Linked DNA regions of Mus musculus: region 1 is linked to region 2. A link is a contact called in ENCODE Hi-C or POLR2A ChIA-PET data. All regions are on one chromosome and are shown on one strand. The core of a region is the stretch at or near the end of the contact, and the rest is flanking DNA. Distances in the headings are between cores, read along the strand shown. Region 1 holds the start of Col3a1 (collagen, type III, alpha 1). Region 2 holds the start of Gulp1 (GULP, engulfment adaptor PTB domain containing 1).

Region 1 (7,904 bases), core at 2,788-5,287, 760 kb before region 2:
GAAATAAAAGGGGGTTATGAATAGAAACAACAAAATCTTGTATTGGTAATACTTTATTTACTTACAATGTACATTTTTACAGAAAGAATGATAATTTCTGGTTAAGTCATTAGCTCCTGAGCCTTTTGCTTAATAAACCAGATTAATTTGTTAAAAATTGAGTAAGGAATAGAAAAAAGGACTACCATTAAAAAAAAACTTTATAAATAAATTTTCAAAAATGGTATGGAACTTGGAATCTCTATTATTTACAAATACTTACAAAAGTAAAAAAAGGCAGATGTTCAAGGTTTATGCTTTTGTTCTCAAATCATGTAGTATTTCATTAAATTTTAGTTTCAGTACTAAACTATTCATCCATTCCTGTTTTTAAGCTTTACAAACACACTGTAGGTTACATGACTGATATTTAAATATGTACATAATTGTGTATTTTCTTCTGTTAGAAGTAAGGTTACTACCGTGACTTTGTAATACATTTTATTCCATTGGTTCTATGTGATTAGTAATTCGGACAACACAAACAAGAGAAAATGTAAATGTTAATCTTAGCTATAATTTTCCTTTTTAAACATAATGAGAAATAAACTAAAAAATATGAAACAAGAGTTCATTCTCTCAGTCCATTTACAGTTTTGAAATCACAAATCAGTTCATGGTTCACAGTTAATTTTTGTGATATTATCAACATAGCAAAATGTAGAAGCTTAAACTTTAGAAGACATTTAGTTTTTTGTCCCTGTCCTAAGGAAGCAATATTACTAACATCTATTTATGGACCTATAGTCAGCAGAATGCAAATATTAAGCAAGGATGATATTAGCCAATGAGTAGGAAAAATACATTTAAAAAATGATGCAATGAATTTAGATAAGTTTCTATCTTTTCTTTGACAGTATTGGAGATTGAGGCTAGGGCGTCATATGCTCTGGAAAAGCTCTCTACCACTGACCTGCATCTCCAGACTTCTATAAACTTTTCATTTTGAGACAAGAGTCTCACTCTCATTCAGACACTCACATTGAACTCAGGAAGACTTTGGACTTGTATTCATCTACACTCAGCCTCCCAAGTAGCTGGGAATGAAGGTCTGTGTCACCATGCCTGGCTGGAAACTGTCTATTATTTTGACATTCATTTCCAAAAGTCTCACAATATATTACCAGTTTGTTTGTGTATTCTTATGTCTGGTAACATTTCATTATCTAATTATTTTACTTATAAAAGGAATGTTTAGTTTTTAAAACTCTCTCTCTCTCTCTCTCTGTCTCCCCCCCCCCCACGGACACGCGTGCGCGCACGCACGCACACACACACACACACACACACACACACACACACACACACACACACACACACACACACATATGAGGATCCTGTGGTGCAAGAGTCATGTTGGCGATGGTTATGGAAATGGTGTCTTTGTTAGCCACTAGGTGGCATGGTTTAGCACTTAAAAATCCAGCATGCTTAAAAACCACAGGAAATATAAAACAGACCACGTTTTTTCCGTAGCTGAAATAAAAGGCATGAATAAAGTAAGACTTGCACAGATTTGTAAAGAGACAAGAATTCTTTGTGGAGACATGTTTCATATTCCAGAAAACTCCCAGAAGTTAGTGTCTAGCAATTCTGTACGACTTCTAGGATTTCTGGAGAACATAGGAGATAACCCCTTTAGAGTTCTCTGAGTGTTCCCAGTGTGCTGAATGTCTGCTACTTACTGAAATCTCCTCAAAGTTAATCATTCAGTAGGATTTTCACTAAAAACCTGCAAGGAATGTGAAATATATGATCTTAAATCCTTTTTATCCTTCTTGGAGTTTTAAAGACCATAGCCCAAAGGTGGAAGCAAATGAGCTTAGGATGATGTTAAGATGGTGAGAACCAAACATGTTTCTCTTCTTACTGGAGTTAGATTGGGAAGAAACACACCCACTGTTCCTATAGTATTTCTCATATTACTTTAACTGTTAAGAAACTATAGATACTATGTTGATATTTTAATTAATGTCCCAAAGACATAGGTTTCTTCCTTCCTTCCTTTCTTCCTTCCTTCCTTCCTTTCTTTCTTCCTTCCTTCCTTCCTTCCTTCCTTCCTTCCTTCCTTCCTTTCTGTCTGTCTGTCTGTCTTTCTTTCTGTCTGTCTTTCTTTCTTTAAAAAAAATTAAGATTCTATGATTCTTCATCTAGATTTCAGAATAAAAGTTTGGGCTGCTAAGGAATTAACATTTCTTTGGATCATGTCTCCTATTAATAGGGAAGGCTTGGGGTTGTTTCATCTTCCAGGAGGGCAGGATGTGAAGAGAAAGTGAAAAAAGAAAGCTAAAAAGGAATTGACTATCCAAAGAAAAGAAAATGTAAGATGAGCTGGGGAGGAGAGAGGATGAAAATAAAGATGGGAAGCAGAGAGTGAGTCACTGAGAACAGGGAGGGGTGAGGACTGGGGTGGGGGGAGGGAGGTGGATAAGCCTAGGATGGGGGAGGGGTGATGAGTGAGGAAGGAAAATTGGGAGGGGAGTTCCTAAGGAGCCAAAAGGGGTGGAGAGATAAGGAGGGGGGAAAGATGGAGGGGGATGGAAGGGTGGGTTAAGGGGAACAGAATTAAGAAACAAGCAATCTGGGAGCTCCTTCTCTGTGTATCTGTGGACTGAACATACAGAAATATAAAGTGTCTCCTTCCCTTACTCTTGCATAGATAACTTCTGAAACTAGTGAAGACACTGCACACAGTGGAAAAACGAATGCTCATGAAGCATTTGCTAAAACTAAAGGTTTAAATACCAACGTGTTTGATTATGTATGAAAAGAACTGCTAGCAACTTCTTTTAGCCACAGATAAGATTTACATCAACACAATTATTTTGAAAAAAGTGTGCACCCCAAATTTTCATGATGACAAGGAACATATGCATTTTTAAAAGTATTTAAGTAAATAATGAGACAGTTGCTTTTAATTTGGGGCACAAGAAAATAAAGATCATTACATTTGGCTACCAAAACTATTTCAAGTCTGCCTTTTTGAGCAAAACTTGTATCTTTACCTTGTTTGGAGGAAAGCAAAAATATTCCTGTTAAATTATGTTATCTTCAGTAATGGAAATCCAGCTAAACAGAACATAAAACAACTTTTGGCAAACTCTGAGCACATTGAATGTGTGCAATCATGGAATGCAATAAAAACAGAAACAATGACACGTTTTTGCAGCCTGGGCTCATTTCTGGAAGGTCCATAGATAGTCCACATTTATAGTTTTACAGAAATACATAAGGGATTCTATTTATTTTCTAGTATCTTCTTAAGGGTTATTCATTTCAGAGACATTTCTAGTGCATTCTTTTGAAAAACATGGCTAAATATCCTATCTTTGTAAAGAGAGCAGTGTACAAAGGAGAACATGAAATTATTACAAGAGACCAATAAATTCCAGATGGCCTGGGAGCATGCCAAGATGTTCACAATGCAGGAGGGGAGTACTTTAAAACATTTTTTAAAAGGTGAACATGAAATCAAGTTAATTTAAGAACAGTTTTTACCTTAAACAACTAGAGAATATTATACATGTACATTAACTTTTAAAAAAATCAAATATAGAAAACAAAATTAAGGTTAACAAAACATTCCACAGTCAGAGGCTAGACAGGAAATTCTTAGGAGGCTGATTTTCCCACTATCTTACCCTTTGTAAGAAGTTAAGGCAAAATTAACCCAGAAAGCCTGTTCAAATCGGTACCTACTTACCTACGTTGGACTGCTGTGCCAAAATAAGAGTGGGATGAAGAAGGGTGAGAAGAAACCAGGTTCCACTTTGCACAAAGCTCATCATGTCTAAATATCAGACATGAGACTCTTTGTGCAAAAGAGGAGAGAGGAAGAAGCAGCTCAGAGTAGCACCATCAGTTGTCCCTGCCCTTCAGCACCGGGCCCGTCATAAAACTCAGCCGCTCGCTTCCCTCTGCTCTGGCCTTAAATAGGAAAAAGTTTGGCTTCCCTCACTTTCCAGCCCCTTTCTGAAATATGAGAGCAGAACCCATCCCCTCAGCAGTAAAAGCAATGATTAATATATTTTTCCCTGTGTGTAGAGGACACAACCCACAGACACAGAAACAGCACATCTGGAGCATGTGTACATCAGCCTATGCATATGTTTATAACATGCATTAGTCTTAAATACATATTTGCATGACAGAAACACATAGGAATGTGCTTTGTGATAGCCTACAACAATTGTTTGTGTGTTTTTAAATTTCCCTCTGAAACAGTAAAAACTGTCTGAATTTGAAAAAGTGTTTTGACTCCCATTCTCCGGCATGGTCATTTTGTAAATTTTATCTTTCTAGAAGACTCTGATACTTTGAGTTTTGCCAGAGTCCATCCTGACTCAATTTTAACAGGAAACTGTAAGAGACTATAAAGGAAAATCCTCTGAAGGCCCTGAACTCACCACCCACTCTGCATTCCAAATGTTAGACTGGAGGCAATTGTCACAAAACTGTCTTTGAGCTATGTTTGAAGAGATATTGAGACTCTTATCTGTTACTGTTCCCCTTGCTCTATTTCTCACGAATTTCTTTAGCAACCCTGACTGCTTCCTTGTAAAATTTCCAGTTTATGTGTTACTAAAGAAATCAGAACAGGCATTACTAAAGAGAAAAAAAAGCAATCAAACTTTTCAAGTCTTGTCCTTGTAAGAAACTACAAAAGAGAAAGTTCAAAGTGTGGAATAGAATTTCTAATTTCTAATGTAATAATTACTACAAATATGTCTACATCAGTATTTTCTATGTTTCTGTTCCAAGACCTCATCTGAAGAGTTTTCTATGTATTTCTAGATCTAGTTGAGGAATAAATACCACTATATCTCTGATTAAATCTCTGTAGAAAAAATGTACTTGTTACCCTTATTATGATGACCAACTTATATCTTGATACCCTATCCTTCACTTCCTTATTCCTTCATTTATCTTTAAAAATCAATCGTGGGCATTTTGATCCTAATCATGGCCATGTGCATTTATTTCTTTAGTCTTAACCTCATAGAAATATTCCCTTTTTGTGCATGCACACTTAAAAATTTACCCCATTATATCAATTCATGTTATTTCTTAATGATCCAGCTCAAAACTTCCCTCTTTAGGAAAACCATCTCATTTAGAATTATTTTTTATATATAATTTTCTCTTTCCTAATATATAATACTATTTTTAAAAATCTGTTTTTATAGACATCAATGCTATAAGCATGGATAATGCTATGTCTTCCTCCATGTGTCCCTGCTCACAGAGAGCCCACACTGAGATGTTCAAGGAAGAAAAGTGATGTCTTTTGGCGACAAGAAGCAATAAAATAGGACAAAAATCCACCCCCTGTGCATCTTCTGATTTCAGATTGGAGAAGAGCTGCCAGAAGAGGCAGGGAATAGAACTTCTGAGATTGGCTGGGCTCGGGTTAAAGTGAAGAAATTGAGGACCGACATGTATGTGTCTTTCTATTAATAGTCTTCATCCTTTACCTCAAAGTTTTTGTCTGTTCAAACCATGTTAGAAACATAAGTTTTTCATATATTTGCAGTATACAAAAACCAGTGCTAATACATATAAGTACATCTCTCTTTACTCTAAATGGAAAATGCAAACATTGAGATTTATTGAAAATTGTCAGTAGAATTATTTTTCTGAGTGAAAAAACGTAATGCTACTTTGTACTAATTAAAAATTTTGTATGCACTATTTCATCAACGCTATGCATAATTCCTGTCACATTCTTTAAGTTTATAAAACTTCTTAAAGTAGCATTTTTGCATAAGAAAAAGATTCCTGATTGATATACTCACTACAGACATATGGCTGATGTTTTTGCAGATCTAGGCATTGTTCCATTTTAAGGCTTTGGGGGAGACCTGGAGAACTAATCCTCCAGATTGCATGATTTATCATGCTTCTCTACTTTGAGTGTGTTTGGAAGTTCTGCTTCACAAGCCTTTGTGTTCTATGTCCTAGAGCTTTGGTTTCCTCATATCCAAATGCTTCATAGTGCAGTGTCCAGATGGGTGTCGATCTGAGTGAGCTATTGTTACAATGGCTGAAACATGTGTCCTGGGAAACCATATCAGGCAAAGCCAGCACTGTTGTGACCTACACAAATTGCTTCCTATATACTTGTCACTTTTCTGATATGAACAAGATGCATTGAAAAAGTTAGTTTCTTATTTACATCTGGAAACTTGTCAAAAATATAAGTTTCTACACCAGCTAAGTCAGTGCTCAATTTGTCTCTGGGCAAGAATGGCTGGAAAGATGACTCAAAGCAAGGGTGTGGCAGGTTATCAACCAAGAATTCAAGTCTTCAGTGGAAAGCTGTGCTTGGGGGAGATGCTGTAAGCCCAGCTGTGATGAACTTTGCACGCTAAGGAATGTCAGCAGTGTTCTCAGCAACGGATTGCAATAAGAAAATCAATTGTTTCCATCCTTCAAAACACATGAAACTCAAGTTTCCTGTCCCTTCTTCTCTGTCTCTCACCCTCTGTTCTCCCTCCACTCTTTGTCTCTTTCTCTTTTCCTCTGCCCATGACTTTCTGTTCTTTCCTTTTCTTCCACCTCCTTTGTCTTAAGTTTCATTTGTGACAATAAATGAGTAAATATTTTAATCATATATTATCTTTGTGAGGCAAACTATATGTAGATCATATACATACTATATTTATATCACTTCTACTCCAAACTCCTGCCCCTAAATGCCTTCTGTGTGTTGTCACTCCTTTTTTGTTTCATGACGTTGTATACTTTATTTATTTATTTTTATAGTCAGTTTGGAAATTTTGAATCACCATAAGACCCTTTAAAATACACCTGAGATGTCAGTCATGAAATATACAGAATCGTTGGCAGAATGGCTAGAATGAACTGCTAATTACCTACACAACTACCGAGTAAATTGTAAGCTTTTGTTATTCCTAAGAAGATGGAACTGTCTATTCAGTGTTCATGGGTGATACTATCTTAGGGAAATTTAAAAATAATTTTAATAATAATGTGTTCATATTAAATCCAGAGATAGTCTTGAAAAAACTCATATTATAACTGAAAGACTTGGCCGGGTGGTGGTAGAGCACACCTTTAATCGTAGCACTTGGGAGGCAGAGGCGGGCTAATTTCTGAGTTCAAGGCCAGCCTGGTCTACAGAATGAGTCCAGAACAGTCAGGGCTATAGAGAATCCCTGTCTTTAAAAACAAACAAACAAGTAAAAACACGACTGAAAGACTTGAATATAAAGTTTCCAAAATTAAACAACAGTTTCAAAAATCAGCAAATAAATAGTTCTGAAGATGGCAGCCAATAGTTTGGTTACTGTGATGTCCCCATGGTACAGAATATTGTCCTCTTATTTTGTGACTATAACTCTCTTAGTTGTCTTTTCTTTGTGACTCTCACTTTTGCAAAAATTTTACATTGCTTTGACATTGATCAAGTAGTTTGGAAATATTAAGTAACTCTATGGTGCTCTATTAGTCGAATAATTGTTATTATACCCATGATTCTAAATATCTAACTTTGAGTTTGATGAAATTTACTTCATTTTGAAAAGAAAGTTCAAATAGATGTGTGCCTCTCCAAGTTACTCACTGGAATTGGAATTAATTACATACTTTCCAAAGTTTTCAAAATGTTTTCCACTTGAATTAGTCACTGATTGTGGCAAGTATATATTTTTTTTGTAATGTAGAAATTGTGTGAATACAAATCTGGCACATAATTTTGTGTTTCTCTTTGAAGACACTAAAAGAGATGGAAAGAAAGGAATAAAGTCAGAGTAAGTGATCAGTTTTGTTTAAGAAATCATTATTTGGATTTCTGATTTTATCATATTAATGTTTGAGATAATGGTTGTTAGTATTGCATTTAA
Region 2 (7,655 bases), core at 606-3,105:
TCATTTTAAAAGAACCCCCCTATTTAAGCCCCAGTACCACCACCAAGCCATTCAAATTATGCCCTGCAACTTCCCGAGTCTCTTTCAGGCCTGCCTACTGAGTTCAGTCTAGTTTGGCTGCCTGCCAGATTCTTCCATTCTTTTCTTGTCAGTCTTAAAAACTTGGGAAATGCTCCTGGACAGCTCAAGGAGAGTTTAATTATGCAGTGAAGCAGTACCTTAGTCTCACCGTTGTTTCTAGAAAAGCTTGCAGACACCAGCGTCCAAACTCTCCCATTCGGTGGGTTTTCTAGCAATTTCTAGCTATTTGATTATGAGGAAGAAGGAGGGAAAGGCTGGCAGAGCAACCAGGCAATTTGCAAAACTGAAAAAAAAAATCCAATTCCTTTCAGGATTTTCCACCTCTCATCGTTTACTCTGTTTTCTAATTCGTACTCTTTTACGACCTGTTCAGCCATATGGACTACATAAAATCATAGGTATCCTGGCCTCTGCAAGCCCTAGAATTAATAGAATTGACAGAGTCTAGAAAGTTTTCATTCTTAAATGTTGGTGCAGCATTTTTAAAAGCAGACAGAATACACAGTTATTAAATCTTCCTAATTGATATTATGTTGTCAAACAGACTGAAATATCGCACGTAAATGTCTATTAACAAAGACAAGCTCCATCAAGAAAAACTAAGACGCTGTGTGTGTGTGTGTGCGTGTGCGTGTGTGTGTGTGTGTGTGTGTGTGTGTCGGGGTGAGGTAGGGGTGTTCCTTGACTGCCAGCCCACACTTGAGAGTTTCCCCAACAGCAGCTGTATCTCCCTCACTCTACCTTGGCACGCTATTTCTAGCTGCAGCGTTCAGCTTCCTGTTCAAGTCCCATTCTACATTGTAAACACATTCCAAGAAAACTAGACTGCCCAGAGTTCCCTCCTGCAAACAGGGAAATCAGCCCAGCAGCCCCAGGATAGAGAGCCAGTTGGGCCACCACCAGGAGGTGGACCAGAGCAAGCAAGCTTGGCAAGCTGAGTCCCACTAACATAACGCCCGCAGAAGCGGGGATCTGACCGGCCTAGCCAAAGGGCAGCCGCATGGACACCGCCCGAGAGTGGGGGCCCTACCCACGTAGGGCTTTAAAGTATCTGCGGCCCAGTCACAAGCTCCTTGCCGCCTCCCCTGCCGCTGCCCACATTTTTACAGCGACCCAAACAAAGCGAGACCAAGCTGGAGGAAGTTGGCTCTCGGGTCGCCTAGTTGACCCAGCGATGCCTCCTTTTGCTGAGCAGCCTCTGTTCCATGCACCCGCAGCGGGCGGGATGGTCCAGCGTCCCCCCACCGCTTGCTCCCGACGCCTGCTAGCCCCCACCTCGCCCAGAAGTTCCTCCTTGGGTCGAGGGGAGGATGCGGCGGGAAGGCACAGGGCTGGCGTCCCTGGGTGGCCCCATCTTCCTCCCTCACTGCCCCCGCCTGCAGCAACAGGTCCCTCTTTCAGTGCCCACAGACTCCCTGTGCCCTCGGGGTCGGAATCTGCGCAACCTATAAGCGGTCGCAGCCCGGTGCCCTCCTCACCCTCCTGCTAACTGCGCTTTCCTCTCGGGGTCTGTTCCTGGTTCCGCGCCACCTGGCCATAGCTGGCCGGACCAGAGACGCTCCCGCTTCCTACCCTGGCTTGTAGAGGGATGCGGTCGCAGGGCTGGGGCAGGCACAGGAGCTCCGGGAACCGTGGCCCACGATCGCGTGTTCGTATCCCACAGGAAAACTTTGTGCAGGTTCGAAAGGCACTGGGCTCCGGACCCTAGGGCTCTGGTCCTCTCCCTCCTTCTAATCCGCTGAAGCCCAAACTGGTGCTGGCGACGGCAGGGGCTGGGTCGGGACTCCCGGTTGCTGAGGGCTAGGATCGCCGGGCTCCCCCTCTCGGCCAGAAGAAAACTCCGGCTCTGTGTGCGCACTAGGGACGCTGGTGGGGTTTTCTGCAGTAATGCAGAACTGTCCTGCTTTTAAAGGCAGACCTGGAGAGGTTAGGGAGTAAGACAGAAAGAAACCGGTTTCCAGAAGAAGCTGTCCATTCTTATTTCAGACGGAGAGAAAACACCGGCCCCGCCCCACTTCCACAGCTCCAGGTTTCCTTTTAAACCTCCTCCCACAGATGCTGTTTGGTAAGAATTTAAAACACCTCTGAGGTTTAACAAAAAAGAAAGTGACACAGAAAGGGCATAAATATAAGTGAGGAGGGCTCTCCACAGCCTCGTGAAACGCAGCTGCAGGGACTAGACTTTTTCTTTTCTTTTTTCTTTTCTTCTCTTCTCTTCTCTTCTCTTCTCTTCTCTTCTCTTCTCTTCTCTTCTCTTCTTTCTTTCTTTCTTTCTTCCTTCCTTTCTTTCTTTCTTTCTTTCTTTCTTTCTTTCTTTCTCTTTTAAACTCTGTCTGAATCTTTGCACGTTACCCCTCCCCCCCGTGGGGCGGTGAAAGGTAGCTGGTCCCTGGTTGAGCTAAGGCTAAATGCCCAGGAGACCATGAAGGGACAGTAGGAGTTTTTGCCTGCTCCTGGACACCAGGCCTCTGTCACTAGCTGTAGCCCCACCTCCATCCTCCATAGATTTGTGGTCATCAGTTACATAAGCGCAACTCCCCAAGCCCCTCCACAGGTAGAGGATATGACCTGTGGTCACATAGGCTCAAATCTAATCTCTATTTTAATGAGGTACTCTCCCTGTAAAAGGTATTTAATCTCAGGCCCACCCTGAGAAGGGGGGTATGGTTTTACACATCCACTTTCTGCCATGACAATAAATGCCTTAAAACCAAGGACTGCCTCTTTTCTTCAGGATCTGCCGCAGGGAGACACGGAGATGACCTTTGTCTACAGAGCCACTGTGTAATCTTCCATAGAAGGCCTCTCTGTGCTCCCAGCCAGGACCCAAGCCCAAGCTAAACTCAAGCCAAGGACTCTCCCCTGAGACCAGCCAGAGCTCCTCCCTTCTTTCCCCCACCCTGGCCCTGGGCTAGATCCAACCCTCGGGCCCCCACTCTGCTTTCAGCTCTTCCTCAGCTTCCAGCCGCACCTGGATGTCCAAGAGCCTGAGAACCAGAAGACCAGGTCTTATCACAGGCCTGGGGAGCTCCAAGCCAGCTCTGGCTGTCCTGCACCTCAGGCTGTGCTTCCCCACCCCCGGAGCAGAGTCCCGTGGCTTCCCTGCAGCCCAACACCCACCCAGGGACAGTGTGGGGTAAGTCCTGTCAAGATTCCCAAGCGCCGGTGCCCTGTAGTGGAGTGGACTTGGGACCCACAACCCTACATCCCCCTACTCCAACACCCTCCCTCCAAAATAATAGGACAACTTTCTCGACAGCCACATTCTACTTATTAGCAATCTTTCTGTGCTTACCTCAGAATTCAGAACAGAAATGGTGTGGAGTTGAGAGGAAAACAGCAAACCATTCCTTTTTTTCTGTAGACCAGGCTGGCCTCGAACTTGAACTCAGAAATTCGCCTCTCTCTGTCTCCCAAGTGCTGGGATTAAAGGCATGCGCCACCACACCCAGCCACAGCAAACTATTCTTAAATGAGCCTGGTAAACTTCTGACTGGGAAAAGAAGAAGAACACATCCTCATAAGAGAGAATCTTGGAGCGTGAGAGGACCGCTGAGAACCTTTCTGGGAAGATAATCCTTAAAATTTAGCTGTCCCAATTTTAGTTCGGATGTAAAAATAAAGGGGAAAGATATAAAGCGGTTTACACGGCTAACATGCGTAAATATCGATGTGCTTTGGAACATGATGTAGTCCAAGCCAGGGCAGAGGCAGCAGAGGGACCGAAATCCATTTCAGACCCCTTTCTTACTCTTTCTCTTTTCCAGGACACTCTTGTTACCTATCCAATTACAATAGGAGAAAAGACTTAGGTGTTATTTATAGTTTATGGCAGTCAAGTGTACAGGGGTTAAAATAGACGAGTTTTAGAGAAAGAAGACAGAAAAAAAAAAAAGGTTCTTAAACATTCCATCATATTTTGCTGTAATTTGAAGAGACAGGATATGCTAGTGGAAATTCCTCTCCAAACATTTTATAAGTGAGTGAGCCTTTTCGGATACTTGTTGCATTAAAAAGACCCAACCTCTCAGTATTTCCAACAGAAACAATGTGGAGATCATGTAGTCTAAGCAAACTCCTTTGTTTGGAACCTAAGGTAAAGGAAGGTCAGAGATGTTAGGTGATTTCCTGACTCCACGTTTAGATCGCGTGAATTTGGCTCGTGGGTTTCTTTTCTTTCTTTCTTTCTTTCTTTCTTTCTTTCTTTCTTTCTTTCTTTCTTTTTTCCTTGCTTGCTTTCCCCTTTATCAAAATAAATAAGCATACATTGAAATTACTATAACAGAGAGGATGAGTATGTAGCTCATTTTATTGGCTCCTTGTCTAATGTGCACCATAAAAATAGATGTGGTGACACACACAAGTGAACCCAGCACTCAGGAGATAGAAATAGGAAGTTTACCATTATCTTAGGCATATAACTTGTTAAAGGAAAGCTTGGGATACACAGAACCCTAAAAAAAAAAAAAAAAAAAAAAAAAAAAAAAAAAAAAAAAAAAAAAAAAAAAAAGAAAGAAAGGAAGGAAGGAAGGAAGGAAGGAAATTACAACAAAAACACTTGAAAACAAGTATAGTAGTTTTTTCTGTAAATAATCGTAAATAATTCATGAATAATTATGGGTAATTAAGCAATGCCATTTGCATAATGATTTTATCAGTATAGCTATCACCTAAGAATACCTGTAAATACTGGGTATTTTAATGCAGTTGTAAAAGATTCTAGAATACTAGAATACTAGACTCCATAGAGTCTAGTCTAGCATAGAATACTAGACTCCCAAGAATATACTAGATTAAGAAACAGCAGATCTTTTTCAATTAACAACTCTTCTTAAATATAGGACCAAAAGAAAGTATCTGATTACAGAGATGAACATTATAAACTCCAGTCTACAAACTACTGGAGAGCATGTTCTTTTAGCTGTTCATTTGCCTCTACTAGCTTTTAAAAGGACTTTTAACCCCTTTCTCACTAAACTCCATGGTGAAACTGGTCTGCCTTTGGAGAGCTAAGGCCTGGGTTCTCGGAGCTACAACCCGGTGTTCCCCTCTCAGTAAGAGTCTCCTTTGCAGCCTTGTCCTCATTGCCTGATTAAAACCATTTCCTGAAGATCTGAGTTCGTTCTTTATTTAGATCTGTGTTCCCTATCTATGACAGGTCAAAGTTACTACACAGAAAACAAATTATTACTACAAAGTATATTCAGTGTTGGATGGATACTTGAAAACACACGAGTCTCCGCAGCTGCCTCTTTCCAGACATTGCACATAATGCGCATCAGTGTATGCTTTTGTAGTTTCTCAGAAAACTTAAAGTCTCTAAATTAGCTCTTGTGTAAGTTATGTTCATTGTCTAACTTTCAAACTGAACTTCTTTAGGAAATGGCTTGGAGGTATAAAGATCCCAAGGATGTTAGAACCAAGGTTTTTATCAGCACTAAACCAAAACCGAACAAAATTTAAAATCAGACTTATGAGAAGGAAGACGCCAAGGGGAAAAGGTTATGGAAAACTGTCAGGGTATAACCACTAGACAGTGCACATTGAATTTCCTCAAAGTTACATTTGAAAATACTTACTATTTATCATGCTGGATAAAGATAAAATATATAAAATATAAAATATGCTCATAAAAATGAGCAGCCTTCTATTAATTTTAAAAGTAAGTGGGGGGGGAGGGTATGGGGGACTTTTGGGATAGCATTCTAAATGTAATTGAGGAAAATACATAATAATAAAAAATATTAAAAAAAAAAGTAATGTTCCTGCTCAGGCCAATTTGCAGTTCCTCTTGTTTGAGTAAGAATAAAACTGACTGACTTTTGTTGCTCCTGGAGGTGATGCCACACCCCTGTAGTTTCAGCAAGGTAATTCCTGACAATTACACTTTGACAGGATTTACAACCATCTAGAAACCAAACTTCTGGGTTTGTCTGTGAGGACATTTCTAAGCAGACTTAACTGAGGTTGAAGATCTTCTCCAAACTCACACCCTTCCAGGAGCGCCTGATTCCATACAAAGGGAAACAGAGAGAAAAGAAGCTGAGCACCAGCTAGTTAGTCCATCAGTTTCCTGACTAAGGATGCGACTTGATCATCCTACTTGTCATGCTGCTGCAGCCTCCGCGTCTTCACTTCCACGAGTGACTGTAGTCTCAAAATGGGAGTAAAAGAAACTCTTTCTTTGAGTTGCTTTTGTTAAGTATTTTGTAAAAATAATGAGAAAAAATATCTAATGCAATAAGTTTGCAGCCAGCCTGAGGTACATGGAGATTCATCCTGAGATACATGGAGATCCTGTCTAAGAAGGAAAGGAGGGAGGGAGGGACAAAGGAAGGAAGGAGGAAAGAAGCAAAAGAGAACATTAAGTTGAAAATTGCCTGTTATTTTGAATTAACAAATGCCCTTTTACAATAAAACAAAACAAAATATAGCTAATTATTTAGCACTACATTCCTGAAAATGCATTCTATAAAGTAACATAATTCTTTCTGAAAGGAAATAAACACCATGGTGGAATTAAAGTCTCAGACTCATTCTCAACTGAAACAAGAAACCTATCTTAAAGATAGCAATGGCCAAATATCCTTTTGATTCCTAGGGACAGTCTGACTCCAGAGTTAACAGGCATTTATCTGCCACGTTAACCCACTTTTTTTTTTTACTTTTTTATTAGATATTTTATTTATTTACATTTCAAATGCTATCCCAAAAGTTCCCTGTACCCTCCCCCTGCCCTGCTCCCCTACCCACCCACTCCCACTTCTTGCCAGCTCTGGTGGTGCAGGCCGGTAGGATTTGCTGAAGGAGGCAGAGGCAGGAGGATCTGGAGTTCGAGGCCAGCCTGGGTTAACCCACTTTCTAAAAGAAGTAATTTATTTTGGTCTTCCTGATGAAAGATGAAACATTTTTTATGAAAATATTAATAGGGTCACATGCAAAAGAAGAAGTAAATCACATCTATGTTCTTACCATCAGGAATGCTCATTGTCAGCCCTTCGTCTGCACTCCCAAGGCTTTGCTGGGGTCTCTGAGATACTCCAATAAATATTAGCAGTGAAATGCAGTGTTCTATGATCACTTGTCTATCCTTTTTGGCTATGTTCATAAAGAATTTCACCAAAAGTAATTACACACACACACACACACACACACACACACACACACACACACCTTTTCATCTTTCCATGTTGTTTTGTTGTTACGTATAAAGTTTTATCAGTTGCCCCCACAAAATGGTGACTACGTATTCAACACCACATACTAAATGAATGATTTACTCATTATCTAGTGATTTTAGAATTCAGCCCCAGTCCTGGTCAAATAATATTGAGGATAGAACATTAAAATGCTCTTTTCCCAGAAGGAAAAACGGCCAAGTTTTCTCTTTAGTCAAGCTAGTGAGGTCTGTGATCCTGAAGAATGGCACAGCTTGTCTAGCTACAAACTCAGTCTCGGCTCCTAGTCAAGCATTTACAGGGCTTGCTTAAAAGAAACCAGTTTTCATGAAAGCATGACACAAGATGTCAGAGTGCTTTTTCATTTAACTACTACAGTATTCAGACAACCAAAAA

Evidence for each region. A loop is a pair of places that touch in the nucleus more often than their neighbours do. ChIA-PET counts read pairs that join two places held with the same protein, here RNA polymerase II (POLR2A).
Region 1: a map of heart shows a loop between it and region 2 (4-fold over the local background). The contact joins the promoter of Col3a1 here to the promoter of Gulp1 in region 2. A Hi-C loop is called at or near these places in 5 of 37 maps with a recorded cell type or tissue (adrenal gland and heart). POLR2A ChIA-PET finds 5 or more read pairs at or near these places in 1 of 5 experiments (Patski).

Annotation. Positions count from the first base shown.
Region 1 is chr1:45,307,671-45,315,574 of GRCm38, reverse strand. Col3a1 (collagen, type III, alpha 1) reads right to left here and starts at 4,037. Exons shown (of 51, transcript NM_009930.2): 1 at 3,743-4,037. The coding sequence starts at 3,827.
Region 2 is chr1:44,545,871-44,553,525 of GRCm38, reverse strand. Gulp1 (GULP, engulfment adaptor PTB domain containing 1) reads right to left here and starts at 1,855. Exons shown (of 11, transcript NM_028450.3): 1 at 1,654-1,855. It overlaps Gm39635 (a long non-coding RNA gene), which reads left to right and starts at 2,069. Exons shown (of 3, transcript XR_865406.1): 1 at 2,069-2,146; 2 at 2,816-3,217.